Regions from separate parts of the Homo sapiens genome. Here all the other regions are linked to region 1. A link is an interaction called in ENCODE POLR2A ChIA-PET data of the cell type or tissue named here. Cell type or tissue: MCF 10A. All regions are shown on one strand. Each heading gives the region's core, and the rest is flanking DNA. Links, peaks and the distances in the headings are about the cores only.

Region 1 (11,149 bases), core at 1,119-9,118:
AGTCTTGTATTCCTTCTTCAAAATAAAGCCTGGTTTCATTCATAGTAAATATGAAGCTTAAAAATTTTTACTTCTTTTCTTCTCTATACACACAAAGCAGAAAGAGAAAATTGTATATTATCATTCCAGACAGGTTTTTTTTTTTGTTTAGTGTATTGACATTGATGCCAATAAGATAAAACTAGACCTCAGTGGCTCCTCCTCAACTCCACCCAATCTATTTGTCTCCAAAGTGCTGTTGGAGTAAGTAATCTTTGTTAAGAGCAAACCTATTTGTATATCTGATGATAATCTGAGGGATAATAATATGATATTTAAGGAGTTTCTGTCCTTGGCCCTGACTATTTCCTGGTCCTCCTTCACGCCCAGTGATGTGCTGGTAAATGTTAAACTCTGGGGGGAGGGGCAGCAGAAGCCCCTAATTTGTAGCATTTGCCAATTTCTATGGTGTAAATATCCCACTGAGCCAGTTTCAAGGTACCACTGAAACAGCGTTAGTCACTGAACAACAATGAGGAAGAGATGTACACACTTGGCTCTGTGAACTGTTATGAGATGGTTCAAGCACAGCACTGCCACCCTGTCCTACACGCAACCTGTCATTCTTGTAGTTCCCAGAATCCATCAGCCTCCCTCACAACCCTGCCTTAACACGTGTAGCTTGGTCCACTTCAGATTCCCTTTAACACTCATTTTGTCAAGTGAACACTTTTTCCCTATTCTTTAAAACTTCCATGCTGGCATTTTCCTTCCCCAGGACATTTTTCCCTAGCCTTCAACTCATCCCCTGCCCCCCATATTCTGGATTTGTTGCGTTTCCTGAGCACACCAGTAGCACTCTGCTTATTTCTACCATGTCTCTTATCACACTCCGTGGTAATGTGTCCAACAGTTCCATCGTTAGCCCCCTGAGGGGATGAACTATGCCATTTATCTCCACAGTCCCAGCACCTAATACAATAGCTTGAACAATATATACATTTATCGGATGAGCAAAGAAGTATGACAGAGCCCTGTATGTAAAATATATTACTATAAATAGAATGCTGATTCATAAAAATAATTATTTAGATAAAACAGTTTTTCCGTCTCTCCCCTAAATCCCTAAAAACTAATTTATAGAATTGGGGAGTTTTCAAGAGCTAAATTAGCACTGGAGAAAAACTGGGGAGTTTTACTCACTATTACCTATGCCCCTCCCGTCCCCCCCACACACACCCTCCTTCATTCACCAGTCTGCAATGAAGATTGATCAAAGAACAAAGAAGAAGAAAAATGAAAGAAAAAGGAAAGATTAAGATAGGGAGGGTGAATAGATAGGAATTCCAGAGTTTTGTAATCGAAATTTGGAACTCAGAATTAAAGTCATTAAAAGGAGAAAGAGGGAATACTTTCTCTGCTCCCGTAAGGTTTTCTCAAGCCTTTCAACAGCACTCACCCTTTGAGCGGGTGATACCATCTGTAAGAGGGACTTTACGCAATGCTTTAGTGGGCGTGGCTTGAGCAGTGACACCAGTAGAGATACCCCCTTGAAACTTTCATTTGAAGTCCACAGATTTTCACTATTGGTCACCAATCCATGATTTCAAGTTGAAAATGATATATGGGTTAAGGAAAAGAGGCCGGGCGCGGTGGCTCACGCCTGTAATCCCAGCACTTTGGGAGGCCGAGGTGGGCGGATCACGAGGTCAGGAGATCGAGACCATCCCGGCTAAAACGGTGAAACCCCGTCTCTACTAAAAATACAAAAAATTAGCCGGGGGTAATGGCGGGCGCCTGTAGTCCCAGCTACTTGGGAGGCTGAGGCAGGAGAATGGCGTGAACCCGGGAGGCGGAGCTTGCAGTGAGCCGAGATCCCGCCACTGCACTCCAGCCTGGGCGACAGAGCGAGACTCCGTCTCAAAAAAAAAAAAAAAAGGAAAAGAAGTTAAGGGCAAAGGTCTTTATCAACACCATCCTTCCTGTGGCCACAGGATCGTAATCCCAGTGGCAACATTCAAAGGCACCAAGTACGTGCTTGGTACAGAGAGAAGCTTTCCTGAGCTTGGCCTTGGTGTAGATGCAGTGAGAACTGAGTAAGGGCCTCTGGCAGGGACCTTGGCTGCTGAGAAGGGGAGCCCACAGATGGAGGTTTCTGATCAACAGGTCCTATCAGAAACAAGGGGAGCAGATAAGTAAAGAGTCTCACTCCACGGTGGCAAGATGGAAAGGAGGGATAAGAGGTCATGACAGTTGGATTAATGGCAGGCTAGAATATAGTCATGGGCTTGAACGATATATTGGGACACAATTGAAGGACTCTTGTTTCATCCATCGTTCATCTCTCCTGGCCCTCTGTGAAGACATTTATCACCTGTTTCTATTGAATGTGACACTGTTAGGCACATAAACAGACCATGGCTCTTACCACCTCCAAGAAGAACTACTTCTGTTTTATTTGTTAGTGCAGGGTAATTGGTGTTGTGTCTTCTGAAAATCTCTTATACTTCTATGAGTAAGTGCATTGAAATTGTTTCTGTTAACTAAGTAGAGGAAAGCAGAAAACCTCTTTGCACTAAGCATTAAAACCTTCCTAACTTGGAACAATTTTCTTTATGAATCACTCTGTCACTCCTGGCTATGATTGAAGTGCAGTATGAAGGCTGCTAACCAAAAACACATGGACACAGTCTGTTTCAGATCTGATTCACCTTAGGAAATGATGATAAAGAAGCAAAAGTTTTAACACTTAGAATTCCAAGGTCCATATCATTGTAGAATTGATTCTTTTGAATTGTGGTGGTACCTCAAGAGAAAGGATTTATTTATTTCATTTATATTTAAATGCGTTTGTATACATATGTATATAAACCCATATACACATATACATAAAATATATTCTGCTCCAAGTATTTATCTCTCTTTTCTCTTTACTAATCCAGCTTCCATTAAGAACTGGCTCAACTTCGACCTCTGCCATGAGCCTTCTCCAGCTGTTTAAGCCCACACAGATCTTATTTTTTTCCTAGTCTTAGAGGATTTACTGCCAGTACAGTGTTTTCAGAATGTAACTATCAACTGAGTTCTTATACTTTGCATCAGTTAGCTATTGTACGTGTCAATCTTTTGTCTCCCTATGTAGAGGCTAGACCCAAGGTAGAAGCATTTGCCAGGATTGACAAACGATAGCCTGTTTTTATATTCTCAACAAGTGAAAACTTATTTTGTTTATATTTTTTTCCCTTTTTATACAGTTAAACACTCACATGCACGCACACACACACACACACACACACACACACACAGGCCACAGGGACCCTATGGCCCTCAAAGACTAGCATATATTCTATCTAGCCCTTTCCCAAAAAACATGTGCCAACCCCTGCATTAGAGAATAGTGTAAAATAATAGTGGACAGATAACAGGTCCACAAATTTTGGAGAGCCATGGATGACCTTACTTATGAACTTAAGTAATTCTCTTCAATAGGTGTGAGTGTTTCCATTTTACAGATGATGAAATTGAGGCTCATTGATCTAAACAATTGGATTTTGTCTTCATAGGCATTATGAGGGCTTACTAGACCAACAATAGTGATAATAATAACTGTTTAGTTGCACAAGGCAGGGATTTATGTCTTTTTTATTTGCTGCCATATCCTTCAGCACCTAGAACAGTCTGTCACATGGTATGGTATTATATTCATTTTCCAGAGCTCCCATAACAAATTACCACAAACTGGGTGGCTGAAAACAACAGAAATTTATCCTCACATGGTTCTGGAGGCCAGATGTCTGAAATCAAGGCATCAGCCAGGGCCATGCTCCCTCTGGAGGCTCTAGGGAGGACTCCTTCCTTGCCTCTTGCAATTCTGGTGTCCCAGGCATCTTAGGTTGTGGCAGCTTTACTCCCCTCTCTGCCTCCATCTTTATGTGGCAGTCCACCATGTCTCTCTGTGTCCCCTCTTCTTATAAGGACAACAGTCATTGAATTCAGGGCACTCACTAAATCCAGGATGATTTCATCTCAAGATCCTTAACTAATCACATATCAAAGAGCCTATTTCCAAATAAGGTCACGATCTGACTTTCCAGGTGGACATGAATTTTGGGAAGACATTATTCGGCCTACTGTAGGTCTTCTAAATGAAGTGACCATTTAATATGTTTCTGGCACTGGATTCATTTCATTTAAGCCTCAAAACAAATCTGTTATGTAGATATGTGTTTTCCCACTTTACAAGTGAAGAACTGAGGTTTAGAGATCTAGGAATCCTAAAGCTGCACAGCCAGGAAGGGCAGGGCCACCCCTGACCCAAGTTCTCTGCTAGGTTAGCATGGTTGTCACAGGACAAGCTGAGAAGGTATTTAGGGAGCATTACACTAAAAAGTTGTAGAAGTCGGCTTAAGGAAGAAGATTCTAAAATCAAAGGAATCAGATTGTAGGAGGCCATGTAGGCAATTTCCTTTAATTCAATAGAAGAGAGTATAAGAATCAGCCAGGCATGGTGGCTCATGCCTGTAATCCTAACACTTTGGGAGGTCGAGGTGGAAGGATTGCTAGAGCCTGTGAATTCAAGACCAGCCTGGGCAACATGGCAAAATCCCATCTCTACAAAGAAATACAAAAATTAGCCAGGTATTGTGGCACATGCCTGTAGTCCCAGCTACTCTGGATGCTGAGGAGGGAGGATCTCTTGAGCCCAGAAGGGAAGAGGTTGCAGTGAGCCAAGATTGTGCCACTGCACTGCCGCCTGGGTGACAGAGCCAGAGCCTTTCAAGCAAGCAAGCAAGAGGGAAGGAGGGAGAGAGGGAGAGAGAGAGAGAGAGAGAGAGAGAGAGAGAGAGAGAGAGAGAGAGAGAGAGAAAAGAAACGGAGAGAGAGGGAGGGAGGGAAGGAAGGAGGGAAAAAGAGAGAAAGAAAGAGAAATATGAAAGAAAGAAAGAGTAAGGAAGGAAAGAAAGAAGGAAAGAAAGAAAAAGAAAAGAAAGAAAGAGAAAGAAAGAAAGAAAGAAAGAAAGAAAGAAAGAAAGAAAGAAAGAAAGAAAGAAAGAAAGAAAGAAAGAAGATATGAACAATAAAGGAAAGACTCAAAGATGGTTCAGATCTCAAACTTACGGAGAGGGTAGCTATTGATGCATTGAGAAATAGGAAGCTGGAAGAGGAAATCAGTTTGGAGAGAAAAGTGATGGCTTTGAACATCATCAATGGCGTATTCAAACATAGCTTGAAGGCATTTGCAGAGACAGGGCTGGTCCTCGGAAGAGATGGCAACGGGGTGTGTAGAGTTAGGTCATCACCACGAGGCTGTGAGGGCAGAGCCACAGTAGCTTCCATCACCTTGTGAATCACCAGTGCTCAGCCCGTGGCTGGCTGGCCGGATGCCTGCTTATGCTGTGCTCCCGGCTGTCTGGCTGCACACACAACCGCAGAGCATGCCCTCTCTGGCTAGGGCAGAAAGAAATTGAAGCCTCTTAAATTTTGCCCCCCCCAGCTTTGCTCCCTTGCTAGGACTTCCAGGCCATGACTATTGAAGCCATAGGGCAGGATTACTTCCTCAAGAGGCGTTAGTGGAAACAGATGTGTTGAGGAAGCCTCTTTCTTTTCAACTGTGCCCTGAGCACATCAGATGGAGTCCTCTTCATAGCACAAAACAACTTGGTCAGATTCTTAGGGTTTGACCACAGCACCCTAACAGCCTGGCCGTGCATTAAGGACCCCAAAGAGAAGGATCTGCTTTGCCAGAGAGCTGACTCTTCTGTATTTTACAGACAATTCTGAATTCAATGTCAACATCTTAGACATCTCAGTACAGACAGTAAAGAGTTAAAATATGTCTATAAGAAACAGCGCCAGACCCTGAAATTGAAAGCTCTGTGCCTCCCTGCGTGCAGTCAGTTCCACACTGTCCTCTCTCCCAGTTCTATTTAATAAAAAAAACACATGAGTGAAATTTAGGGAAATAAGAATTCCTGAAATTAAAGCAATTAAGTTTTCAGTCAACTGTATGAAAAGCTCTAGACAAAGAGGTACTTTCTATTTCAAAATATGTATTTCCCAGAAAACCATTACCATATCTAGCTAGAATTTCTACAAAGAATGATTATGAATAAAGTATATATTCAAATGCTTCTGGTAATTTAGTCATGGTCAAAGAGGAGAGAAAGGTGATACAAGTGAACTGGCAAAGATTTTACAAGATAGTACATTTTTAAAAATTTTATTTGCAAGACTGATTTAAATTATCTATAGATGAGCTAAATCTGTCCTATAGATCAATTAAATGAATCACTATTTTAAATATATCACATTCTTAATTACACTGAATTAAATATAATTACATATTCACTGCATACATCATAATGTTAATTAGGGGAAACATTTTGAATCAAATATATTGAGATATATAGCACTTCAATTTTCTTTTTATAAAAAAAGCTATATGACTAAGTCAGGTAAAAAGAATCTGGCAAGTACTCATAGAAAGCTAAAGGAAGACTAGATTAATTGATGTATCACATCAAGGCTTACAAATTGTAGAGGAATTCCTATTCTTTAACTCTATGACAGTATATAAGACTTTGGGCTAAGGAAGCAAGTTTGCAACAAGTTTTTAAAAAATAATAAAACAGGAGGCAGGGCACGGTGGCTCACACCTGTAATCCCAGCACTTTGGGAAGCCGAGACAGGTGGATCACAAGGTCAGGGGTTCAAGACCAACCTGGCCAAAATGGTGAAACCCAGTCTCTAATAAAAATACAAAAAAGTTAGCCAGATATGGTGGCGGGCACCTGTAGTCTCAGCTATTCAGGAGGCTGAAGCAGGGAATTGCTTGAACCCAGGAGGCGGAGGTTGTAGTGAGCCGAGATCACGCCACTGCACTCCAGCCTCGGCGACAGAGCTAGACTCCATCTCAAAATAAATAAATAAATAAAAATTTTAAAAAATAAATAAAATAAATAATAAAACACATTGTTTACCATTGTTTCTCAGAGACATACGATTATTTTAGAAGTGGATAAGCCTTTTTTTTTTATACTTTAAGTTTTAGGATACATGTGCACATTGTGCAGGTTAGTTACATATGTATACATGTGCCATGCTGGTGTGCTGCACCCACTAACTCATCATCTAGCATTAGGTATATCTCCCAATGCTATCCCTCCCCCCTCCCCCCACCCCACCACAGTCCCCAGAGTGTGATATTCCCCTTCCTGTGTTCATGTGATCTCATTGTTCAATTCCCACCTATGAGTGAGAATATGCGGTGTTTGGTTTTTTGTTCTTGCAATAGTTTACTGAGAATGATGATTTCCAATTTCATCCATGTCCCTACAAAGGACGTGAACTCATCATTTTTTATGGCTGCATAGTATTCCATGGTGTATATGTGCCACATTTTCTTAATCCAGTCTATCATTGTTGGACATTTGGGTTGGTTCCAAGTCTTTGCTATTGTGAATAATGTCGCAATAAACATACGTGTGCATGTGTCTTTATAGCAGCATGATTTATAGTCCTTTGGGTATATACCCAGTAATGGGATGGCTGGGTCAAATGGTATTTCTAGTTCTAGATCCCTGAGGAATCGCCACACTGACTTCCACAATGGTTGAACTAGTTTACAGTCCCACCAACAGTGTAAAAGTGTTCCTATTTCTCCACATCCTCTCCAGCACCTGTTGTTTCCTGACTTTTTAATGATTGCCATTCTAACTGGTGTGAGATGGTATCTCATTGTGGTTTTGATTTGCATTTCTCTGATGGCCAGTGATGATGAGCATTTTTTCATGTGTTTTTTGGCTGCATAAATGTCTTCTTTTGAGAAGTGTCTGTTCATATCCTTCGCCCACTTTTTGATGGGGTTGTTTTTTTCTTGTAAATTTGTTTGAGTTCATTGTAGATTCTGGATATTAGCCCTTTGTCAGATGAGTAGGTTGCAAAAATTTTCTCCCATTTTGTAGGTTGCCTATTCACTCTGATGATAGTTTCTTTTGCTGTGCAGAAGCTCTTTAGTTTAATTAGATCCCATTTGTCAATTTTGGCTTTTGTTGCCATTGCTTTTGGTGTTTTGGACATGAAGTCCTTGCCCATGCCTATGTCCTGAATGGTAATACCTAGGTTTTCTTCTAGGGTTTTTATGGTTTTAGGTCTAACGTTTAAGTCTTTAATCCATCTTGAATAAATTTTTGTATAAGGTGTAAGGAAGGGATCCAGTTTCAGCTTTCTCCATATGGCTAGCCAGTTTTCCCAGCACCATTTATTAAATAGGGAATCCTTTCCCCATTGCTTGTTTTTCTCAGGTTTGTCAAAGATCAGATAGTTGTAGATATGCAGCGTTATTTCTGAGGGCTCTGTTCTGTTCCATTGATCTATATCTCTGTTTTGGTACCAGTACCATGCTGTTTTGGTTACTGTAGCCTTGTAGTATAGTTTGAAGTCAGGTAGCGTGATGCCTCCAGCTTTGTTCTTTTGGCTCAGGATTGACTTGGCGATGCGGGCTCTTTTTTGGTTCCATATGAACTTTAAAGTAGTTTTTTCCAATTCTGTGAAGAAAGTCATTGGTAGCTTTATGGGGATGGCATTGAATCTATAAATTACCTTGGGCAGTATGGCCATTTTCACGATATGGATTCTTCCTACCCATGAGCATGTTCTTCCATTTGTTTGTATCCTCTTTTATTTCCTTGAGCAGTGGTTTGTAGTTCTCCTTGAAGAGGTCCTTCACATCCCTTGTAAGTTGGATTCCTAGGTATTTTATTCTCTTTGAAGCAATTGTGAATGGGAGTTCACTCATGATTTGGCTCTCTGTTTGTCTGTTATTGGTGTATAAGAATGCTTGTGATTTTTGTACATTGATTTTGTATCCTGAGACTTTGCTGAAGTTGCTTATCAGCTTAAGGAGATTTTGGGCTGAGACAATGGGGTTTTCTAGATATACAATCATGTCGTCTGCAAACAGGGACAATTTGACTTCCACTTTTCCTAATTGAATACCCTTTATTTCCTTCTCCTGCCTGATTGCCCTGGCCAGAACTTCCAACACTATGTTGAATAGGAGTGGTGAGAGAGGGCATCCCTGTCTTGTGCCAGTTTTCAAAGGGAATGCTTCCAGTTTTTGCCCATTCAGTATGATATTGGCTGTGGGTTTGTCATAGATAGCTCTTATTATTTTGAAATACGTCCCATCAATACCTAATTTATTGAGAGTTTTTAACATGAAGGGTTGTTGAATTTTGTCAAAGGCTTTTTCTGCATCTATTGAGATAATCATGTGGTTTTTGTCTTTGGCTCTGTTTATATGCTGGATTACATTTATTGATTTGCGTATATTGAACCAGCCTTGCATCCCAGGGATGAAGCCCACTTGATCATGGTGGATAAGCTTTTTGATGTGCTGCTGGATTCGTTTTGCCAGTATTTTATTGAGGATTTTTGCATCAATGTTCATCAAGGATATTGGTCTAAAATTCTCTTTTTTGGTTGTGTCTCTGCCCAGCTTTGGTATCAGAATGATGCTGGCCTCATAAAATGAGTTAGGGAGGATTCTCTCTTTTTCTATTGATTGGAATAGTTTCAGAAGGAATGGTACCAGTTCCTCCTTGCACCTCTGATAGAATTCGGCTGTGAATCCATCTGGTCCTGGACTCTTTTTGGTTGGTAAACTATTGATTATTGCCACAATTTCAGCTCCTGTTATTGGTCTATTCACAGATTCTACTTCTTCCTGGTTTAGTCTTGGGAGAGTGTATGTGTCGAGGAATTTATCCATTTCTTCTAGATTTTCTAGTTTATTTGCGTAGAAGTGTTTGTAGTATTCTCTGATGGTAGTTTGTATTTCTGTGGGATTGGTGGTGATATCCCCTTTATCATTTTTTATTGTGTCTATTTGATTCTTCTCTCTTTTCTTCTTTATTAGTCTTGCTAGCGGTCTATCAATTTTGTTGATCCTTTCAAAAAACCAGCTCCTGGATTCATTAATTTTTTGAAGGGTTTTTTGTGTCTCTATTTCCTCAGTTCTGCTCTGATTTAGTTATTTCTTGCCTTCTGCTAGCTTTTGAATGTGTTTGCTCTTGCTTTTCTAGTTCTTTTAATTGTGATGTTAGGGTGTCAATTTTGGAACTTTCCTGCTTTCTCTTGTGGGCATTTAGTGCTATAAATTTCCCTCTCCACACTGCTTTGAATGCGTCCCAGAGATTCTGGTATGTTGTGTCTTTGTTCTCGTTGGTTTCAAAGAACATCTTTATTTCTGCCTTCATTTCGTTATGTATCCAGTAGTCATTCAGGAGCAGGTTGTTCAGTTTCCATGTAGTTGAGCGGTTTTGAGTGAGATTCTTAATCCTGAGTTCTAGTTTGATTGTGCTGTGGTCTGAGAGATAGTTTGTTATAATCTCTGTTCTCTTACATTTGCTGAGGAGAGCTTTACTTCCAAGTATGTGGTCAATTTTGGAATAGGTGTGGTGTGGTGCTGAAAAAAATGTATATTCTGTTGATTTGGGGTGGAGAGTTCTGTAGATGTCTATTAGGTCCTCTTGGTGCAGAGCTGAGTTCAATTCCTGGGTATCCTTGTTGACTTTCTGTCTCGTTGATCTGTCTAATGTTGACAGTGGGGTGTTAAAGTCTCCCATTATTAATGTGTGGGAGTCTAAGTCTCTTTGTAGGTCACTCAGGACTTGCTTTATGAATCTGGGTACTCCTGTATTGGGTGCATATATATTTAGGATAGTTAGCTCTTCTTGTTGAATTGATCCCTTTACCATTATGTAATGGCCTTGTCTCTTTTGATCTTTGTTGGTTTAAAGTCTGTTTTATCAGAGACTAGGATTGCAACCCCTGCCTTTTTTTGTTTTCCATTTGCTTGGTAGCTCTTCCTCCATCCTTTTATTTTGAGCCTATGTGTGTCTCTGCACGTGAGATGGGTTTCCTGAATACAGCACACTGATGGGTCTTGACTCTTTATCCAATTTGCCAGTCTGTGTGTTTTAATTGGAGCATTTAGTCCATTTACATTTAAAGTTAATATTGTTATGTGTGAATTTGATCCTGTCATTATGATGTTAGCTGGTTATTTTGCTCGTTAGTTGATGCAGTTTCTTCCTAGTCTCAATGGTCTTTACATTTTGGCATGATTTTGCAGCGGCTGGTACCGGTTGTTCCTTTCCATGTTTAG
Region 2 (11,149 bases), core at 1,635-9,634, 64 kb before region 1:
TTCCAAGAGTTTAAGTTGCTTGCAGCAGTGGTACTGTCCCTCGGACTTTTCCAGCCACTGGTTGCCAAGACTTTATGATTTTGCCCTTAAACTGGGCATGTAGCTCTCTCCTTTTTTCTATTCTAATGAATATTCCCACAATATAAAAAGACATTTCTTTAGCTAGACTTTGATTTTCACAATGTGGCTTTCTGTTAAACCAAATTCCTTTTTAAGAGACTTTATTTTTCTTCACTAAATGCAATTAATATTTAAATCTATGTTACTAAATACTTTTAAACCATTTCACTAATATTTCCTCATGTTAATTTTTTGCTGTTTTCTGAACTTCCAAATCAAGTGCGCATTAATTTTAGAGTGGTGATAAAAAGGTGGATTTTCCAAAAAGATAACTCCATGAAGGTTTTCTTGTCATCTGTGAGTGGACAGTCTGTGAAAATAATCAAGGCACTTGATAGTGTGACATAGGTCAGGCTTTGGAGCCAAATAGACCTGGCTTCAAATCTATACTTAGTAACTCTACGAGTTGCTTAACTCTCTGAACCTCATCTTTCTCATTTATCAAATGAGGACAATAATTATTAGCTCTTGCAAGTAAAGGAGGCAAGATAAGAAAAGCAGAACTGTTATTAGCTCATTTTTCTATTCTAAGGATGTTCATATTTTTTGCTTCTGACAAGAAATAATAATTGACATATTATATATGCTCAGTCTATCAACTAAAGGAGTAGCATGCTTCTCATTTATTCTCTTGAGTTACTTCCTAGCAACAGGAGTTGTTGGGAGCAGATGGAGACAGTTTGTAACGTCAACCAAGAATAATGCAAAATGTTATCAGTCTTACCTTAAATTAGTTTGTGTCAGTTAACAAAGTGCTGAGCAATTGCTCAAGTCCATGTTGTGCCCCACACAAAGGGGTGTCTGTACCTCAAAGACTGAGTTGGAAATAAAAACCCAAAGCCTCCAAAGAAGAAGCGAGAAAGAAGACCTCTGTCTGCACTGACTCTGATTGGCATCTCTCTGATAGGAATCTAAGTCACTGCGATTTTTCCAGAAGATAAGGAAGTTCTTTTTCTTTAAAATGTTCATGTTGCCTAATGTAAGGAATTGCTGGCCTTTATCAGTTTTTAAGCCTTGGATCCTGGGCCACTAATTACCTGGAAGTCTAGAGAGATCCAGGAAGCATATATAAAAGGCTGGTTTTCCAAAAGAGATTGTGCTTCAATTTCCCAATGTCCCAGTCTTTACTGTTGCCATGACCAGGTGCATGGGCTCAGCTAGTGCATTTGCATACTCCTCACTTCTAATCCCTGCCTGCCTGCTACACACCTTCTGGACCCTGACTGCTGCTCTCACAGTAGAGCACCTGTCAGGTTCTTACCCAAGTTTCTGTGATTTCTTAATACTGATCATTCCCCTTAGCTGCACTCAGTCTTTCCTTAACTAACTCAACCCAGGCTTCTATCCCTGCCTTTCCAATCTATTGTCATTCCCAACTCCAATGTGATAACTCCCCCTCAAACCCCACCACCCGAAAAAACAGAAATAAAAATGCTGGTCAGGCACGGTGGCTCATGCCTGTAATCCCAGCACTTCGTGGGGCCAAGGCAGGAGGACCGCTTGAAGCGGGGAGTTCAAAGCCAGCCTGGGCAATGTAATGAGACTCTGTCTCTACAAAAAAAATTTAAAAAATTAACTGGGCATGGTGGTGCACACCTGTAGTCCCAGCTACCTGGGAGAATGAGGTGGGAGGATAAATTGATGCAAGAATTCAAGGTTATAGTGAGCGATGATCCTGTCACTGCACTCCAGCCTGTGTGACAGAGTGAAACCCCGTCTCTAAAATATAAATAAATATATATTTTTATATATAATAACTTATATATAAAAATACATATGTATAGCAGCCCAGAGCTGTCTGCCTTCTCAGAATTTCTGCTACAAATTTTAGATATTTCTGCAGTACGTTTTAAATACCCATCATCAACCGATGTTGTTAGACAACTAAGTTATATAAATTGCCCAAAGAACTCCAGCTCTAAAGCCTCCCAAGTTCTATAAGACAATGCTTGATATGATCTTATGGCTCAGTGTTTCCCAGAGATGGTGTGTGGTGACTGATGGGTAGGCAATGAGGATTCTTTTCATGGCCTAAGACAAATATCTTTCCTTAGTCTCTTACAGGAGAATGAAGTGCGTGTTCATAAATTTTCATTTGTATATGTAACTAAGAACCAGTTTGTAAATCCTACTGTCTTAACCAGGTTCCCCAGAAAGCAGAGACAGAGGCAAAACTTATATGCTACTACCTTACTACAGCATGCAATCCAGCAAAGCAGGACACCTATGGCAAGAAAATTAGTGAAGCCATCTTAAGCTCCTGAATCTGTTGCTGGTTCCATAATAACCAGGGCCATAATCAATATTCACCACCTTGTCTTCCTCCTTCAGTGCAGTCTAGATTCCCTCATACTTGGCTAGCACTTTGGCTGATCTGGTTTTCTTGTGTAGTGAGTGACCCAGGCCTTTATCTCTGAGGGTTCTAAGCTCTTACATTGCCTGGATCTTGTGATCCATGGTTGCCACAATTGCCCATTTACCATGATCACTGGACACAACACCAAGAAATGTTCCATTAAATCCTCTGTTTCCCAACATACTCCTCCCTGCCCCTATGTCTCAGTAGCACTCTGAGATCCTCATGGTAATCAGGGTTGATTAGCCTCATCAATATAGACACTCCTTTCTTTGCCCAAAGTAACCAAGTGGCAGTTGCAGTTTCAAGTTCAGCTAAATCTTACTGTGTTGTCTGATAAAAGGAATTTCCCTGGGAACCAGGGCTTCTAATCTATCAGAGCCTAAGAGTATGGGTTCAGAAAGCATAAGTTCTACAAGTGTCTGGCTGGAAACGATAGTGAGAGGAAGTCAATCCTACTTGCACTCCTTGGTCCCTGCCTCTGCGTATTCCAACTGTTAAGGGCTCACACCATATACCAACCATTGGTTTGGCACATATGTCACAAGTTGGAGGGCAGTGCTATAACCCTTAGCATGTTGTCCATGGTTAGCCCCTTAGCTGAGCTTTTAATAGGCTATTCTGCCATTCTGTTAGGCCAGCTGCTTTTAGATGATGGGGTACATGGTAATACTAGTGAATCCCCTTGCCATGTACCCATTATTGCAACTCCTTTGCCATAAGATGGTGGAACATAATGTTGTAGTGTTATTCTGTATTTGTTGCCACAGGGTTGCTCTAACAAAGTACCACAAATTAGGTGACTTAAAACAGCAGAAATTTATTGTCTCACAGCTATGGAGTCTAAAAGTCTGAAATGAAACTCTTGGTAGGACCATGGATCCCTCTGAAACCTGGAGTGGTTTCCTTCCTTGCCTTTTCCTAGCTTCTGGTGTTTGTGGGCCATATTTGGCATTCCTTGGCTTATAGCTGCCCCACTCTAATCTCTGTCTTTATTATCACGTGGTTTTCTCCTTGTGTGTCTCTGTCTCTTTGTCTCTTCTCCTCTTCTTATAAGGACACCAGTCATATTGGATTAGGGGCCTGCCCTACTCCTGTATGACTTTAATTACATCTGCAATGACTCAATTTCCAATTGAGGTAACAGTCCAAGGTGCCAGGAGTTAGGTTTTCAACACTTGTTCTGGAAGGACACAATTCAACCTATGACCAATACCATGCCACTAACTCAGGCAACCTTAAAATAAGATCCTGGGATTTATTTTCAGTATATTCTGTCTTGCAGTTACAAAAAATAAGAGTATTGTAAAGCTACAGAGAGGACCTCTATCTTCACAACATGTCTTTAGTTGGCTATGCTGAGGTTATAAGTGTTTTTGAGAGGCTCCCAATGCTCTTAAAAAAAGCTAACCTACTCCACAATTCTTGTCATGATTATTCCTCCCACAATGGTTAAGCCACAGTCTTCTTATATCCCAGTAGTTCACCTTCGACCTGTACCTCATCCCAATTAACCACAGGTGAGTATCAGTCACTGGGATGCCACAGCATGCCAAGGGTTATCCCCATTCCTCTCACCACCAGAAATGAGGTCCCTATTGCTTTCAGATAGCAATAATTCACCTCCAAAATCTCATCCTGAGGCTCTGTTTTCTAGGCCACTTATGTCATCATGAGTGTATCTTATAAGTAGAATGTCCATGCGTATAACTATGTATCCTAGCCTAGATTCTCCAGAAAGCAGAAACTCGGTTAAAACCTTGTCTGCTATTCCTTTATTAGAGAGTAAATCCCAGGGAAATAGTAGTGAAAAGGAAGATAAAGAAGCAGGGAAGATGGGAAAGCCAATATGAGGGCATGTTACCAATCTGGCCACCATTTGGCAACAGGTGCAACTGATTACTCAATTTCATAAGACCATCTTCGGAGAATCTATATGAATGATTGTAACTCAAGACAGTAATGCCAGTCTTTTGGGGTGGGAGGCGTCGAATATTTTCTTTACTGATTTCCATCTCCCACTAGTCAAAGACTCACCCAAGAGGGTGCTAGCTCCTCCTCATTTCTAGGTTGCACATATATGGGCATCAAACAGATCCCACAGTGTCTCCTTCCTCACCATCAACAAGGATGTCCAAGGGTAGAAAGCAAGTACTGCATGGGGCAGGCATAAGGAGAGGTGCTGTCAAGTTTAGCTCTCTTAAAATCAATTGAAGCCTTCACCGGTATGGTCACTGTAGGGGTGGCTGGAGTGAAACAAGTGACCAAAGACTCTTAGAAGCAAGGAACATTGAAAGAATCAAAATGGCACAAAAGTTGTGGGTGCTTCTAGCAAATAAGTGAGTGATAACTAATTTTTAAAATGTTTCATTCTTAATCCAAAGGTAACATCTTCACTGAGTTATTCTTTCCTTGAAAAGTGGGAATGAGAAGAGTAAATGATACAGTGTGCCTTTTGCCTAAGGAGTTGGGAGGTCAAAAACACTGTATACTCTTGCCTCAAATGACCTCTATGCTGCTTATTTACTTATTAACTTAGTTTTATCTTGACTTTTTAAAAAAAATTTAAAATAAATTGTAACAAAAGGCAGACCAATATGATAGACATATAAAATGACTCAAGCAAGTGCAGGAAAATAGAAATATGCTAATGGTATCTTTAACATAATTTCAATGAGAGAGCTGTAAATTTGGCTTCCAGTTACACAGTTCAGAAATCATGATAAGTAATATAGCTCTTATTATCAGAAAGGAGGAAGCAGGCTTTAGGAGAAGTGAAGTTTTTTCTAGCACTGGAATCTAAAATAGCTTTCTGATATGGAGGTTTATAGAGAAGAAATTGTGTGATGTAATGGAAAACGTCCTCAACAACATTTTTACAACAAATGTACAAGTTGATTTCATTTAACAACGAGGTGGGAAAATTTATTAATTCAACAGCTGATGCTAGAATTCCTTCTAGGGAGAAAACAACTTTTGCTGGTAATAACACTTAGGGTATAAGTGGAACCCTCTAGGTCTGGTATGAAAGCTTGTAAGGAACAGGAAAACAGTTCTGCCTAACAGAGGAAAAGGAATCTGGAGGGCCACAGGGCAATTTGGAAGAGTGAGTGAAGAGGTTGGATGAGAAGGGAGATGAGGGGAGCAGAAGCCACTGAGAAGGCAGAAGGCTCTGTGTAGTGATCCCTCATCCCCTACCACAACCCTCCGTCTTCAATAAAGTTTTTGCTAAACTTGGCATTGTTCTGGGTATTTCAATGTGGGTATTGAAAGCAAATAAGTGCCAATCAGATGGCAGCAAAGTGAGATGGTGACAGATGTGAGGAATGCAGAAACAAAGAAGAGAAAGGCAGGTAATTGTCAGCCATCTGGGATTCGTGAGAACTGGAGAGAAAAAAGCACTACTGATTAAGGGCAGGTCCACAGACTTTCACTACCAGATGAACAATGGTTGAGTCTGACATATCTTATAAGGGCCAAGAAACATGACAGCATCAGCATGACACACCATCCCTCCTCTGAAGGTGGATGAGATACTCATTGTGAAAGAGGCAGCCAATTATTACCTAGCATCATTTTCCCCTTCTCGTTTAGTGATAGAACCTTCCCATTTTTAGCTCGGCACATGGGGTCCCAACTAGAGACATTTCCTAATAAAGGCATTTCCTAATAGGTGATTATGGCCTGTTAACAAGTGGTCAATGAGATGTAGGCAAAAAGAATGTAGACAAGTTCTGGATCACGTTCTTATGGGAAGCTACTTGATCATTGCTTATTTCTCTATTCCCAAACTCTAGAATGAGAACATGGTGCTGTGAGCCAGCTTTCACCGTGTGGATAAGGACATAATCAAGTCTAGGCAATGGCCTAGCAATGACATAGAAGGAATCTGGGTTTCCTGGTGAACTACAGCTGCCTAGCTACTGACTCATCCACTCACCTCAACTCACCCTGACCACGTCCCAACTCAGACTTTTACATGAGAGAAAAAGGAACTCTGTGTTATGTTTAAGCCACTGTTATGTGGTCTCCATTAAAGCAGCCAGATCCATATCATTTCCTCAGAATATATGTTTCATTTACTGACACAACTCTACCCCTTGGGTGCAGCTGTTAAAACCATGTAGTATAAAATATTTTCAAAACTTAGTCAAAATCATACTTCGTGGGTTATAACAATGGTCCATCACTGATACACTGCAAGCACTTCATTGGTAAACTACTCTATTTTTATATATTTTTGGTATAACCATGTGTAGTACTGTCTGTTAGATAAAATGTTGAGCTAAATGGACCACGTTGCCCATTATAGAGCAGGACTCAATATGCTACAGGTAGAGGTAAGAAACATGTTGTAACATCCTGCTGGCACAAAGAGCCCACACTTACTGAACATGCCAAAACGTTGCCTCATGAATATAGAAGAGAGGGCAGTCAGAGAAGTACCAGCTCTATTCTTATAGAAACATAGTGAACAGAGGAGAATCTGCAGATGCTCTTACAACTACTATAATATATATTTAATCTCTGGTCATGATTATAATTATTGCTTTTTTAGAACAGTAATTCAGTTAAAAACTTAATTTGACTTTATGCAACAGAAACCAAATTCCTGTAGTTTAACCACATACAGGATTATCATGTTTCAAGAAATCTAGAATAGACAGTATAAGACTGCTATGACAATTCCACAAGACCATCAAGAACCCAGCCTTCTACCTTTCCTCATATTGATTCTGGACATGTTGCTTTCTTCCTTGTGATCACTTGTTAATCACAAGACTGCTGCACCATAGACACCACATTAGAAATCCAGACAAGACGACAGAGGAAGAATGAAGAACAACAACACACCTGAGTTTGTCCTCTTAAAGTGTTTTCCTAGAATCTGTACCTAATGATTTCTGTTTACAAGATGAATTGCCCAAAACTGTGTCCTATGGCAATCCTTAGATGCAAAGGAATGCAGGGACGTGAGAATTTTTTCCTATGCACATTGCTGATATAAATAACTTCAAAGCTCTCCCAGTAAGAAAGAAGGAGAGAGTGAATACTGGATAGGCAACCAGTGTCTGATATATACTGTCAAAAAAAAAATTGCTACTAAACTGGATGCCATGAGTCCAAAAAGGTGAGAACCGCAGGAATAGAAGTTTTCAAATATTTCTAAAACAATCATCAAACCATTCTATTACTTCTTTTGGGGGGTGTTCTATCACTTAATCGTAAGAAGAGTGACTGCTACTGCTCATTTTTCTAACTACTTTTCTTTCTGTTATTATGTCTTCAATATTAGTTGGAAAATGTGTAATACTGAAGTGGATTAAAGATAGACACAAATTTTTGACACTGTTCTCATCAAAAGGTGAGTTTTATGTCCTCTTTTCTTGGATCTAGGTGAGGTCTGCCACTGCTTGACCAACAGAACATGGCAGAAATGGTGTTGTGCCAGTTTTCAGGCCCAGGTCTTAAAAGACTGGCAGCTTCCTGTTTCTGTCTTTTCAAATATATATTCTTGGAAATTAGCTGCCATGTTGGGAAGAAGCTCCAGTGCATTGTGGGAAATAAACAAAAGCCACTAGTTTATATCCCAGCTCAGAGCTAGCACCAACTCACAGCCACTGTAGTGAGCCATTTTAGAAGTAGATCCTCCAGCCTCGTTGAGCTGAACTAGCTGATGTCTTTTGGAGCAGAAATGAGCTGCCCCCTCTTAAAACTGCCCAAATTTCAGATTTGTGAGGAAATAAATAATTATTATGGTTTCAAGCCATTAAGTTTTGAGAGGGTTTGATACACAGCAATAGATAACCAAAGTAATTACTTTCAGTAGAAGAAATTAATAATGCCTTAATGCTTTATAAATAGATTAATTTCTAGTGGTCACAAATTGTGAAGAATTTAAGTATCATCACGAACATGCAACTTTTCTTTATTTGGTGCAATAAGCCAGCAATGTATTTATTATTCATGTTTGACTTTGTAGTTTGTCTAGCTGCATGCATAGAACCATTGATGTAAATCCTTGACCAAAAAATTGTAAAAGGTATATTCTCCACTTACATAAAACCAAAAAATATTTAATAAGCAAATGAAAACTATACCTGAAGAGCATCTGTTACAGTAGTATCACCTTCCTGAGCTCTGAATAAATTCTGAACACATAAGGAATTTAGAATAGTGGTCACCTTTAAAAACAAAAACAAACATGTACTGTTAGCTCTGTTGGGTCTTATCATTTAAAGAAATCAGTTACTGCCACTAAGACATTCAGCTGATAAGGACAGGAATGAGTTAGAGTAGGGCAGAGTACAATGGTCGGTCAGGATGCTTTATCTGTCTAATATATTAAAATTTTATAATTTTAGTCAAAATATTTTTCTGCATTTTTACTATTTTTATAAAGTTTTAGGGCTTTCAGAGGACAAAGTCATTTCAAACTAGAGCTCTCTAGACTGTTTGAAATGCAACTAAAGAAATTTTTCTTTATCCATTTCTGCCTGAGGAGTTACACCCCTAAATCAAAACTTTTTAATGTACCCAGCACATAAATAAAATTTATGGTTGATTTTCAATTAGACTTGGTCCATGAGTGAGCAATTTGATATTAAATCTGAAAACTGAATTGCTTCTTTTTTTCCTGTTGATAGGCATAAGTTAGGATAGAGTCAGTGGTATATAACCAAGATTCAAAATAATAGTGTCTTAAACACTTTCACAGGTAAGCAATACAGGGCTGGTATGGCAGCTCTGTTCTGTGAGTTGTTCGGGAACTCAACTCCTTTTGTCTGGTTGCTCCTCCATCCTCAGGTTGTTTTTCCTACCAATATATTTAAGGTGGCTTGTCACCACATCTACCTTCAAAGCAGTAGGATGAAAGAAGGGCATAGCCTCCCTTTAAGGATGAGGCCTAGAAGTTTCGCAAACCAATTCTGCTTGAATCCTATTGATCAGAACTCAGTTACCACAGACCACACTCAACTGCAAGGAAGGTGGACAATGTAGACTTTTTCAGAATGGCCATGTGCCCAGCAAAAAATTAGACATTCTATTGCTATAAGACAGAAATGGACATTAGATGCTAGAGAACAACTAGAGTGTCCACTGCAAGATGAACTCACTTGGGAGCAACAGTGAATCTTCCAACTAATATTTTACTTTTACGAGACCCTTGATTTGAACGTTCTGCCTGAATAAGCACTAGACAAATCCTTTACGTAAACCTCTCTGATCAAAATTTCCTAAAGGCTTCTGCACTATGAAAAGAGATAACACCTTTAAGTCATCATTAGGTACTAGCCATAAAACACTGTAATAAATTAAAGAAACCAGAAGTCATTGATTCAGAAATGGCAAATAGATAGTCAGGGCAATTTTATCTTTTGCAAGCAACAATTTCTAGAGTGCTCTACATGTTTGCTTTTTACTCAACTTTAACTCATGTAACATCTTTCAGCAGAAAATCTCAAGAAGCTTTTATAAACGTTAATTAACTGAACTTCACAATACTCTCAAGAACTGAGTATTAATACATCCATTTACATGGCAGGAAGCCAGATGAACATTACGGTGGAGCAATATGGAGCTTCCTTGGTTTCAGCTATATAAAAACATCAAACAGGCAGTACCAGAAATTCAATGTTAATCTGAAAACTGAGTATTTAGCTGCTTTTAGACTGCTAAATTATTATTATCCTATGTTCAATACAAGGAAAGCCATTTTACTAAAACAAAAAGAAAGCCTTATTTTGAAATGCTACTTCAACTTACAAATGACTGATGTGTCATCTAGCTATAAATCTAAAGATAATAATAAAATTGGAAAGATTTTCATCAGATAGACTTTTAACACCAAGCTTGATGCAGTTTGTTTCAAGATTAAATATGAAAAAAGCAGCTGCTTAAAAAAAGTTATTCAATCCACGTGTCAGGAAAGGAAAGCACATATCAGATTTCTTTGAAGAAAATAATGAAATTATATATTAATGTATATTGTGTGTATTTTCTGAACCTAACTTGGAGTTATTGTGATGAATAAATAATAAAGATGATGGTAAGATACACAATTGATGTGAATGAACTATTCAAACAGCTAACTTTTTTATATAATATGAAACATATCAACAATATCTAAAATCCCAAGGTTTTTTACATTGCTGTTATTAATTGGAGAAATTCATTATATGCATTTCATATGTTCAAAGGAATTTTCCAAATAAACCAGGAGATATAACCGTGGCCTCTTATAGAGGCAGATAAACTCAATTTAGCTGCTAACATTACATTTATTCTGGTAATCTGATCTTTGTCTAAAAAAGACTGAGGTCTAAGCCTTGGTTTAATGGAAGCTAAAAAATAGAAATAAAGGCAAGAGTGTTATTTTCATAGGAATGGACAAGTGTCCAGTGTAAGGTTTACTGATGACAACCAGCATAAGGAGTAATGAAATATGAACCAATGACTTTTAGCTCAGACTTTCATCTGTAATCTTTCCAAAAATCTTCTTAAATAGACATTTTATACCCCTTTAATAAGGGCAATTAATATAGGACAACATTCTAAAAACTCTTTTAAAACTTCTGGTTTTTTAAAATCACAAGAAACTTAAAATAAATTTTTGGAAAATTTCTCCTAGGACATTTATCCCGGCAAGGCTCATAAAGAGAAAAACTGTGC
Region 3 (11,149 bases), core at 2,054-10,053, 85 kb before region 1:
CCCATGCTTTCAATGGGTGGCCCCTTGGGACACCTCTCAATGGTTAACAAACTTTACCAACCTCCTCACTAAACACTCCTTCTTACTCCTAACCTGCCCAAAAAACCATCTTTCTAGCCAGCTGCAGTGGTGCACACAAGTAGTCTCAGCTACTTGGGAGACTGAAACAGGAGGACTCCTTGAGCCCAAAAGTTCAAGGCTACAGTGAGCTATGATCACACCACTGTACTCCATCCTGGGCAACAGAGTGAGACTCTGTCTCTAAAAAAAAAAGAAAAATGAAAAAAAGAGCAGAGCTTTCTCCATACACCCTCTCAACCTGAGCTGGGAGGTGCTGTCAGTGTCCTTGGGAACCTCCTCTGCTCTTATGACACCGGTGGCGTTTTGCTACCTCTTCTGGTTCCTATCATCTACCAACCTCCCATTACTTCTCCCTTTTCACCAAACTCTTGGGCAGTCTATCTCCATCCACATGCAGAAACACAACCTTAGGAAAATTCAGTGCCCATAAGAGCAAGCCACCCAACATGTGGATCCAGTCATCAGCCACTCACATCCTTTTTTCAATTACAAATTTGGTCATAGGATAACCCGCACCTCCCCAATCATAGCACTTATCACACGGTTGGTTCTCTCCCCAGTTAGAGTGTAAACTCCATGAAAACAGGGATTTTTGTCTGACTTATTTACTGCTGTAGTCTTAACCATTACCACAGCGTCTGACACAGAGCAAACTAAGTATTTGCTAAATGAATAAATGGTGTCCTGTGCTTGCCTCAATGAACAAAATGACTTCCCAAAGGAAAACACGGTTTGAGAAATATATGAAATCCACAGGCCTTGAGCTAATTTGCATTCAGTAATGTGGCAGGGATGGGTGCGAAGCCACCCATGTATTATTTGTTCTTGTAACAGTTTATGAGTTGCCAAAAAGATCAGAAGAGCACTTGTTCACTGAACAGGATCATCGCTGGGCTAACGAAAATCTTATCTCAAAGGGAATTTCCAATGGCACTTTCCTGATGATGTTTATGGCCATTCATTCTTTTTTATTTTCATGTAAATTACTCTGATTGTGGGCTTTTCTTGTGGACCTAGACAAAACTGATCCTGTTGGATATATTTTTGTTGAGGACTACGCTGGACTTTTTCTTGAGGACTACCTGGCTGGGTATTCCCTGGACTCAAACACAGCCATACCACATTTGGAAGACAAAGTAAGAGAAGCAAGTATTTACCAAAATAGATGAATTTAGCAAATATTCTTTGGGTTTGATCTGCTAGGGCATTTGATAGTGAGACAGCCAAGTGTAAAGGGGTTCCTGGAAAAACTCCAACCGGTCTGTGCACTGGGAGGAGTGCCTACTGCGGTGGAGCCACAGAAGCATGAGCTGTTTGCAGCCGGGAGGAGCGTGTCCCCTCCTCTTCCTGGGTGGAGCCTCAGATTCGATCTCCGAGGCGGGAAGCATATACTAGCAGGACTCTCGCTCTGCTGAGGGTCCCTGTTTCCTCTTTTTTTTTCCTTTTCCCCCAATAAATTCCATTTTTCTCACCCTTCAAAGTGTCTGTGAGCCTAATATTTCATGGCCATGTGACAAGGACCCCATCTTTAGCTCAACTAAGGACAAAGTCCTACAACAATACCATAAGGATAATGATGAGATCATCAAACCCTTTATACTCCTTGGAAGTAACTTTGTATTTGACCTTGTAACTTCGTTAATGAAATAGTGTTATTAATCAGGATACATTTTTTAAATTGTGATATAATTTGTGATTTTTTAAAACATTGTAACTACAGTCCAGACGTTGATGAAAGGGCAAGGGAACTCATGGTTTACAGAAGTTAACTGAGATTCTGGCTTTTAGGGATTCCAGTCCTGACTTCACAATAGTTGGCCAATATTTAAGAAAAGTTTCTCTCATGTAGAATAAGCATGCCCCTCCTTCTGGGCCTTTCTGTGCAGCTTTCAGGAACACCACAGAGATGCCTTAAAATTAATACTGCATAAATACACAGTAACCCATGCAGCGTAAATGCACAGTATCACAGCAGCTGAACTTTGGGACCAAAAATAGGTATTCTAATCAAGTAGCTTTTTGAAAATAACCTATTTTTGTTATAGAATAGACCCAGTCAAGAATATCTCCACAAAGGACTTACAATACAGTGATCAGTACAATTCTCTCTTTTGTGCTTAGGGTGATATTAGTGACTTCTCTAGTCAGGTGTTCTAAGAAATATAGCATTTTCTCAACCATAGGCATTTAGTCTTATAACCAGGCTTTTGAATTTCAATGTAAAAATAGTACCACAAATTTCTATAAAACTACCTAGGGATTTTAATCAAAATAAAGTCAAGCAATAACAGCTACCATTTAATGAGCATTTATTATGTGTCATGCTCTGTGCTCAGTTCCTTTCATGCATAATCTTCCTCTAATGTAGAAGGCTTCAGAATTCCATGAAAAATGACAGGCATCTAAAAGGGAAAACTTGATTACAAAATATAGGCATTGCACTGACTCTGAAAAGCAGTGGGCATATGGGAGGAATTATTAAGGTAATAAGCTTTAGAGACACAATCATAAAAATGTAAATGTACCAGTTAAGTCAATTTTTCCCCTTGGATCAAAACTGTAGTCTCTGTAGGTTGGGAGCACAGAACCTTGAGGAGCTCTTGGGAAATGTCAGAGCAGGCTTAACAACTTTATCCACTGACACGCCTCTAACGGAGATTCTCTGCAGTATTGGAAGCATCCCCAACCTGCATTAGAGCACTAGCCAAATCTGGAGTGACTGACATGGTATTATAGCATTATTGTTATAATCAAACAGATGTTCAGAAAGTAAAATGATAAAAAGCAAAAATGAAATATAAATCACAAACGGTTTATAAGTATCCCAGCAGGAAAAAAAAATCAAACTTTTACAAGTATTTACTAAGTAAAAATCTCAAAAACTTAAAGATGAAGTAATTCCATTATTATTTATGCACCAAACCAGTGCCACCAACCCATACAATATTAACCATGAAACAATTATAATGATACCTAAAAGGGATAAACAAAAAAATTTACTTCATCAAGTAAAGACCAATTATTATCACAATTAAATACTAACCTATATATTAAATGGATCAATGTATGATGTGAAAAGTGAAAACAAAACACATTTCACCATTTGGAGTAATGAAAGGAAATATGAGTTATTTCTAAAAAATCAAAGTAAGTACATCTAGTATTATGATTGCTAACTGAAGTCAAAAATATTAATAGTGATTAGGAAAAAATCACAGCCCACCAAAGAGATCACCTAAGTTTTAGATTTAGATGATAATAAATGTAAGAGTTTAATTAGTTGTGAATTAGTTCAGGTGCCCTTTAAGCTATTTGTACTTAAGTGACGTGAATCATGCCTGACTTGGCTGGCTGCATTTGTTTCTAACTATGATTTAGCCTGGGCACACATTAACTTCCTTAGCATAGTGTGAGCACCGGCCCAGTGAATGTCTGTCTGTACAATCCTGGTTAGGTTTTTTAGAAGAAAGTTGTTTAAAGAAAGGTAAAAAAGCATAGAGACTTTTGAAACCTGTTTTGTTTTCATGTTTCTCTAAAATTTCTCTGGGAACAAAGGCTGTTTCTTGCCAATTATTGGAAGAGAAGGGAAGTATCCTCTGTTCACCTTACCGAGTTTGCCTCTTCAGGGCATGTTTTTGCACAGAGAAATCTCTTACTGTAGCCTCATGCCTTAGGAGAGAGGTCAACAGACTTTTTCTTTAAAGGGCCAGATGGTTAATATTTTAGACTTTGTGGACCAAGAAGCAAAATCAAGGATAGTACATAGACACTTACATAAAAAGAAAGAAAATATATTTTCACAACATTTTTATTGGTAAAATTCAAAATATAGTGATTATAACAATTCGGTACAATTCTTTTGGAATACAGGTCTACTAATGAAAAGAATGAAATTCACTTAATCAGGAGTTTAAAGTTACAGTTCTAACTGGGCCCAGTGGTTCACGCCTGTAGCCCCAGCACTTTGCAGGGCCAAGCTGGGTGGATGGCTTGAGCCCAGGAGTTTGAGACCAGCCTGAGAAACATGACAAAACCTTATCTCTATAAAAAATAGAAAAATTAGCTGGGTGTGGGAGCACACACCTACAGTCCCAGCTATTCTGGAGGCTGAGTTGGGAGGATCACCTGAGCACCAAGAGGTCAAGGCTACAGTGAGCCATGATCACACCATGGCAACAGCCTGGGTGACAGAGTGAAACCCTGTCTCAAAAAAAAAAAAAGTTAGAGTTCCCTATCATCAAATAAATTGCAAATATTTATTTGTAAAAATTATTCTTAGCTCATGGGCCATACAAAATAAGATGGCCAGATTTGACCTGAAGATCATAGTTTGATAACTAAGAGACTTCATAACCGTGCCATGAAAGGGTTAAAAGGCAGACGAAAGCAAAGACCAGCAACAGTAGAAACTGTAACTTACATTTTTTTCTGAAATATATTTATGTGCTTCTTTATTGCACACTTCATTTTACTTGACCTTCTCTTTGATTGGCCAAAGGTATCCATTTGCCTTGGGAGTAGATTAGAATTCTTAAGCAGAAATGAAAAGGGGGAGAAACAATCAATGTTTAGTGACTGACTACTAAAATAAAAATGTTCAGTTCCTAGTAAGACCAGAGTACTGAAGTCAAGCATAGCTGAGAGAGTTAAACTTTTTAAAAAATTATTTAAATTTCTCTCTATATCTAAAGAGCCAGATTTGACTGGCTGCTACCTTCGGTTTCACTCATATGAAGAGACAGGTTTCACTGACTGCTACCTTCAGTTTCACTTAGCCAAAGTGAATTCAAACTGTCTCCACAGGAGAGAAGAAACACTGTGTGTCATTGGGCATTATGTAAGTCACCTAAACCTCGGACTCTTTATCTGTAAAATGGGAATAATGATTCCTACTTCCTATGGTTATGTGATTAAAAGACCTAATGAATATAGAGCACTTTCCACAGTATATGCCAACAGTACTCAGTAAACCTTAGTGCTCTGACTGTAGTAGATAAACAGATCAAACAGTTCATCTTTATGTATGATGTAAAGAATATCCATTACATCTGAGGTAATCCACAAAATGAGTTTTTCCTTAAAGGCGTCTACTGTCTAATCATTCAGGGTCCATTTTCCATGCATTGCTTATGCAAAGCTTATTATCCTCTTCCTTCACAAGGTCCTCTTTTACCTGACTCCATGCTCACTGCCTCACCGTTACCACCTCTCCTAGACCTGAGCTTGCTCTGCCACAAAGCAGGTAGTGTCCACTCCGCCCACTTCTCTATACTCTTGGACTCAGCACTACCGCTTCTATGGGCTCTTCCAAGGTTCAGAAGCCAGGACGCCAGTGAGTCAGTTGCCAAGTCAGAGCCACAGGCTCAGCTGCTGTGACGCGCCCCTCCCCTTGCGTCATTAAACAGTCAGAAGACTACAGCACGTGTCCTTAGGGAAAAGAAGGCTCTCTTGAACCGGTGCAAGCCTCTCCCTTTTCCACCAGTCATTTCAGAGTCTCAAGCTTAAAAGTGTATTCTCCAGCAAAGAAAAGCTGTCCCATACTTAGAGCTCTCCTCCCAGTGAAGATCCAAAACAGACTATGAGCTTATTAATGGTCATTCTCATAGAATTGTAACATTCTAGAGCTGAACAAGGTTTAAAGGTAGTCTAATACAGCCCTTTCATTTTGTAAAAGAAGAAACCGGGGCCCAGAGAAGCTTTGGCTTGTCTGAGGTCACAGAGCCAGATGAGACCTGATTCTTAGTCCTGTATCTTTCCATTAGATCCTACTATTTTCTGTTTGATCTGGTGGTAAAAAGACAGGGTTGGATTACATCATGCATGCCCTTTAAATAATACAATCCAAGTAACTGCCATATTATAGGGACTATTGACAAAAGAAGGGAACACCCTCCTCCACTGAGATCTGCATATATTGCAATAAGCAAATGTCTTACATTTAACTTGATTATCTGAAAATTGAATTTACATAACTAGGAACACATGTGATATTATGATGGGACTAATGCACACCAAAAAGGATGACTTTTATCTACAAAATATACTCTTAGTATCCTGACTAGGGACAATGAAAAATTCAAGATGTTCAATTCTCACCCATCTGCGGTGTGTGTGTGTGTGTGTGTGTGTGTGTATATATATATGTGTGTGTGTGTGTGTGTGTGTGTGTGTGTGTATTTATCCTGACAGTATATGACAGATCAAAATTTTCAATTGGTGAAGTTTCCTATAAACAAGGAAAGACCTGGCCCTGTTATGAGTTTGCCCTTCAAGCTGGAACTCCAGCTGGGACTAAATCCAGTGCTGTGGGGCTCAGCAGTCGATGTTGTTGAGACTGAACACAGATTATAAGGACATTGCATTTATCTAGACTTTGGTTAAATATAAGGGTTACAATAAAAAGAAAGAATATATCATGTCAAATTTGGCCAAATCCATGTAAACTCTAACCTACTTAGCCTACTCAGCATACACATTCTGAACTGTAAACTATAAACATTAGTTGACTGATTAGTCCTCAATTTCACCATGGATTAAATAACAGAACACAGAGTTACTGTGAGACTTGTGGTAGAAAATCTTTAATTCATTCCCCACATATGTGCTAACATTTGATACAGCTTAGAATTTAAAAAAACATAAAAGAAGGCTATAAAGTAAAAGTTACAAAAAAGGGGGAGGAAAAGGAAAAGGAGACAGATGATTTTATCAGAAACTTGGAATGAGGCACTTGTCACAACTAAACACTGAATTTACCCTGGGCTTCCTGACCACAAATAGTAGTGATGAAACTAAGCTCCTCATTTTTATATATTTATAACCACATAGACAGCACTTTGTTTATCTCATTTAATCCCCCTGGTTTCACATATTTTGAAACCAAGGGAATCACATATGTAAAGAATTTTCTGAGTTGCATGGTTATAAGCCAAAACTGCCTAAACTAATGTAATGAAATTACATTATGGACTAATTGAAGGTCTACGATTACTTATCCAAAACTACTGGGAACAGAATTCAGAATTATTCAGGATTTTAAAATGTAATCAATTATATAGAACCTATGTTAAGTATCATATGTTACATATCATATTCAGATAATCTAGGGTAGTACCCTATAATCAGACAGATTACTATTTCTAAAATGAAATCTATAAGGGGTTACACTGGCTGGTGTAGGTGAAGTCTATAAATATCTTCACATAAGTTCACACTAGATTTGATTTTGCACCACTGGAATTTGTCACAAATTTATGAAAAAGTTTAATTTTCAGAGCTTTTTGGATGTAGGAATGGTAGATAAAGAGATTATGCTTATGTGCTCACACACATACAAACACTTGCACATACACAACAAATAACTATACATAAGCGGTGCAAGCTTGGCAGTTTTTCTTAATATCTGTTTGACCTGCAACAAATCATATGAATCTGGGCCATTTTCACACACATTAAAAATAGGAGTAAATGTGGAATTAACCAAAGATAAACTGTGACTAAATGTTGCAAACACTCTTCGAAGCACTCTCCATGAATGAGCATAGCCGGGAGGTTAGCAGACCTGAACGCCTTCACAGCTCTGCTGTTGACATTCCATGTGACCCCAGAAAAGTCACTTGGTTTCCCTGGTCCTCAGATTTCTCTCCTGTAAAATGAGGCCGTTGGAAGTGATGGTCTCTAAGGCCCTTTTCAGTTCCACAAGCTGTGCTTATAAAGTTTTTCATTTTATTCATGTCTATAGGTTTAATTTTTAAAAACAATACCCAATAATAAGGTTTCAAATTATCTCTTGGTCTAATGTGCCTGTTTTTACACAGTGTCAATCATCCTTGAGTCACTGAATCACAAGAGTTTTAGGCCAGTCATTTCCTTCACCGTTTCTAAATACTGTACCCTGTTTTACACACAAGCAACGTGAACAACGAAGCGTGATGGTAAAAACAGGACGCTCCGGCTCCCTTCAGCTGGACTTTGCAAACCTCTTTGTGTTATTTTACACGCCTTGATGTCCTAAAAATAAGAACAGAAAGTGCCGCAAGATTATTTCTCAACTCTGGAAATATTTGTGAGTAATTTTGCCAAACTTTATTAGTCAGAAATGCTAATTGAAAACTCCAGATGGCAGCATCACAGTCACCTTGCTTTGCTAATTTTCTTTGAAATCTTGCCCTCCTAAGAAAACACATTGAAAAGAAATCTCTTTGAAACATTATCTTCGGCATGGAAATTAGCTTCTCAAGGATTTTAAAGAGCAAACTCTTACTTGCGGCCTCTTTGTTCCATTCTTTTTTGTAAAGTCACTGTTTCAATTTATAAAAAATGAATTTTGGGATAGCCCAATGGTAGGATATAATAAGTTGAGATTTTATTTTTAAAAAAATACTTATCAGTTTTGAATCTTACTAAATTTTTGGAACTCAGGGGGCAATTACTGCATTTTCTAATGTCCTCCCAGAGCCAACTCAAGTTCAAAGTTTCCAATGACCTTGAATAGGATTTTGTGTTCATGTCAGCTGTTGGGATATGAAGAATAAAATAAGAATCTAGGTCAGTGTTGCTTATGCTGATAGCATAGCTTGTGTATTTCTCCATGATTTATATTTTTGCTAATGTATACTTTCCCCTTTAAATGCAAAATATGTCTCTAATATTGCACATGTGTATGTGCACACTCAACAACTTCCCTAACCTGTCCTCAAAACTGGTAACTTATGTCACTACAATTACTTAGTTAACTGATCAAACTGCTAAACAGCCTAAATATCCTAATATATTTTATTTAAGAGTTTAAGACCAGGTCCTCCAAATCTCACCTTGATTTTCTACCTTCTAGTATGTATACCTCCTGCCCTTCCCTGGTTGCCTCCATGAGTTTAGAATGGAAGGTGGAAAGCAAATGTAAGGATCAGGACAGCTTATCTTTTCAGCCCTTTCATCTGTGTCCCAGGCTCCCTCCTACACTCGCACTGTGCCTTGAACAGTGGCCTGAAGTTAATATATCAGTATTTATGATGGTAGAGACACAGTTTGACATGTAATATATCCCAATACGTACTATTGTGGAAATCTACTTGTAGTTCATCTTTCCCAGCTTAGTGAAAGAACATGTGTTCTAATATATAGAAGAAAAGTTTTTATGGCTCACTTTATATTTTTGAACATTGCAACCCATTTCCTAATTCAGGAAGCTTTTCTACACTTCTTTTAAATAGCCATTGCTATTTCTACTCATTTCTCTACTTTTCTGAATGATAGTTCTACTTAATTAATGTATTTTAAAGTTTAGCAAGCAAAGTTATGTAATTTCTCTGCCTTTTTTCCCCCTAAGAGTAAGGCCTTGGAAAATACACACAAAAAAAGTTATATATTTAAGATCACTATAAAATATATGAAGAAACATTTTGATAAGTTCAGTGATTTAATTGGGGATATGAGTCCAGGCGTGATAGAGCGAGACCCTGTCTCAAGAGCACGAGAACCCACTTACTTACCACCCAAACTCACCTCACCTATCTAATTTTAGCAGTGGCTCATGCTTGTAATCCCAGCACTTTGGGAGGCCAAGATGGGTGGATCACTTGAGCACAGGGGTTCGAAACAAGCCTCGTCAACATAGCAAAACCCCGTCTCCACTAAAAATACAAAAAGTTAGTCCCGCGCGGTAGCCTAAGCTTGTAATCCCAGCTACTTGGGAGGCTGAAGCATGAGAATCGCCAGAACCTGGGAGGCAGAGGTCACAGTGAGCTGAGCTGGAGTCATTGCCCTCCAACGTGGGCAACAGAGCAAGACACTGTCTCAAATTAATTAATTAATTAAAAATTAAAAATTAATAAATTTAAACGGGGGTATGGAAAGAGAGCAACCTCTTTTCTCCCCGCTCCACTCTGGCCCTAACATACCACTCACGCAGCCCTTGCCTGGATCACCACCCTCATTGACCTTACAACACTTGCTGATTTTGCCTACTGATCCACCTGCAGGTGGGGAGTAAAGAAGAATCAGGGAAAGTCTGTTAAGGAGAGATGGAAACAGGGCTAAGTCATAAAATTAGATAGGTGAGGTGAGTTTGGGTGGTAAGTAAGTGGGTTCTCGTGCTCTTGAGACAGGGTTTTGCTCTATCGCCCAGGCTGGAGTGCAGCGGTGTAATTTTGGCTCACAGCAACCTCCACCTCCTGCGTTCAAGCAATTTTCAAGCCTCCCAAGTAGCTGGGATAACAGGCATATGCCACCATGCCTGGCTAATTCTTGTATTTTTAGTAGAGATGAGGTTTCGTCATGTTGACCAGGCTGGTCTCAATCTCCTGGCCTTAAGTGATCTGCCCACCTTGTCCTCCAAAAGTGAGGAGATTACAGGTGTTGAGCCACCACGCCCTGCCTCATGCTCTTGATACAAACTGAAAATTAGCACACGGATTTTAAAGCCAACTGAAAGATGGAGCATTTTTCAGCACCTGTACTCCCTATCCAACAATCACTTCTCCCTCCCCTCCAACTTAAACACCTACCCAATTTCTTTATATAAACCTTACTATAAAAAAGAGCCAAATAGACAACTATGGATAAGATCTAACTTTTTGTTTTTGTTAGGCTAATGTATCTGATCATGCTTAACTGAGATTGTAGATTTTTTGATGGAAGAAATTGTATATTGCTAATAATTTATAGTCTTTCTAGTGTATAATCAAATATTTAATAACAATAATAACTAATCCCTATGGTGTGCTTCTATGTGCCATGCACTTTCATGTATTTTAAATACTTTACATATATTAAATTAACTGAATAGCCACAATAGCTATATTAGCATCCCTGATTTACAGACAAGGAAACAGAGACACTAAAAGGTTAAATTAAAACAAGGTCATCCAGCTTATAAATGGCAGTCTCAAGGTCACACACATACAAGAGAAATTTTTACTAGCTTGAAAGACCTATGAAAACAGATAATTGTACAACTAAAAAAACAAGTAACAAAATATTTCATTGAATGAAAGTTGGCTTCATATTTAATTAGCCATGCCATATCTCATTAACTTCATTGAAACTTCTGGGAGGAGGGGGTTAGAGT

What was found. ChIA-PET counts read pairs that join two places held together with the same protein. Peaks named below come from ENCODE experiments on the same cell type or tissue, not always from the same donor. Only the 100,000 strongest peaks of a DNase experiment are listed, where the experiment ranks them.
Region 2: POLR2A ChIA-PET joins it to region 1 with 13 read pairs; 3 of 35 experiments call an interaction of 5 or more read pairs at or near these places.
Region 3: POLR2A ChIA-PET joins it to region 1 with 12 read pairs; 4 of 35 experiments call an interaction of 5 or more read pairs at or near these places.

The regions. Positions count from the first base shown.
Region 1 is chr7:116,711,494-116,722,642 of GRCh38, forward strand. The region is part of intron 2 of MET (MET proto-oncogene, receptor tyrosine kinase); the gene reads left to right. Among named protein-coding and RNA genes, the nearest start is that of COMETT, 29 kb to the left of the region's middle. In MCF 10A, for the core only: no CTCF peak of the experiment used is centred there; a DNase peak (open chromatin) is centred at 5,338.
Region 2 is chr7:116,647,004-116,658,152 of GRCh38, forward strand. The region is part of intron 2 of COMETT (cytosolic oncogenic antisense to MET transcript); the gene reads right to left. Among named protein-coding and RNA genes, the nearest start is that of MET, 20 kb to the right of the region's middle. In MCF 10A, for the core only: no CTCF peak of the experiment used is centred there; DNase peaks (open chromatin) are centred at 6,388 and 6,858.
Region 3 is chr7:116,625,672-116,636,820 of GRCh38, forward strand. The region is part of intron 2 of COMETT (cytosolic oncogenic antisense to MET transcript); the gene reads right to left. Among named protein-coding and RNA genes, the nearest start is that of MET, 41 kb to the right of the region's middle. RefSeq lists enhancers at 4,740-4,859, 7,768-8,967 and a silencer at 6,490-6,690. In MCF 10A, for the core only: a CTCF peak has its summit at 8,265; DNase peaks (open chromatin) are centred at 5,440 and 8,070.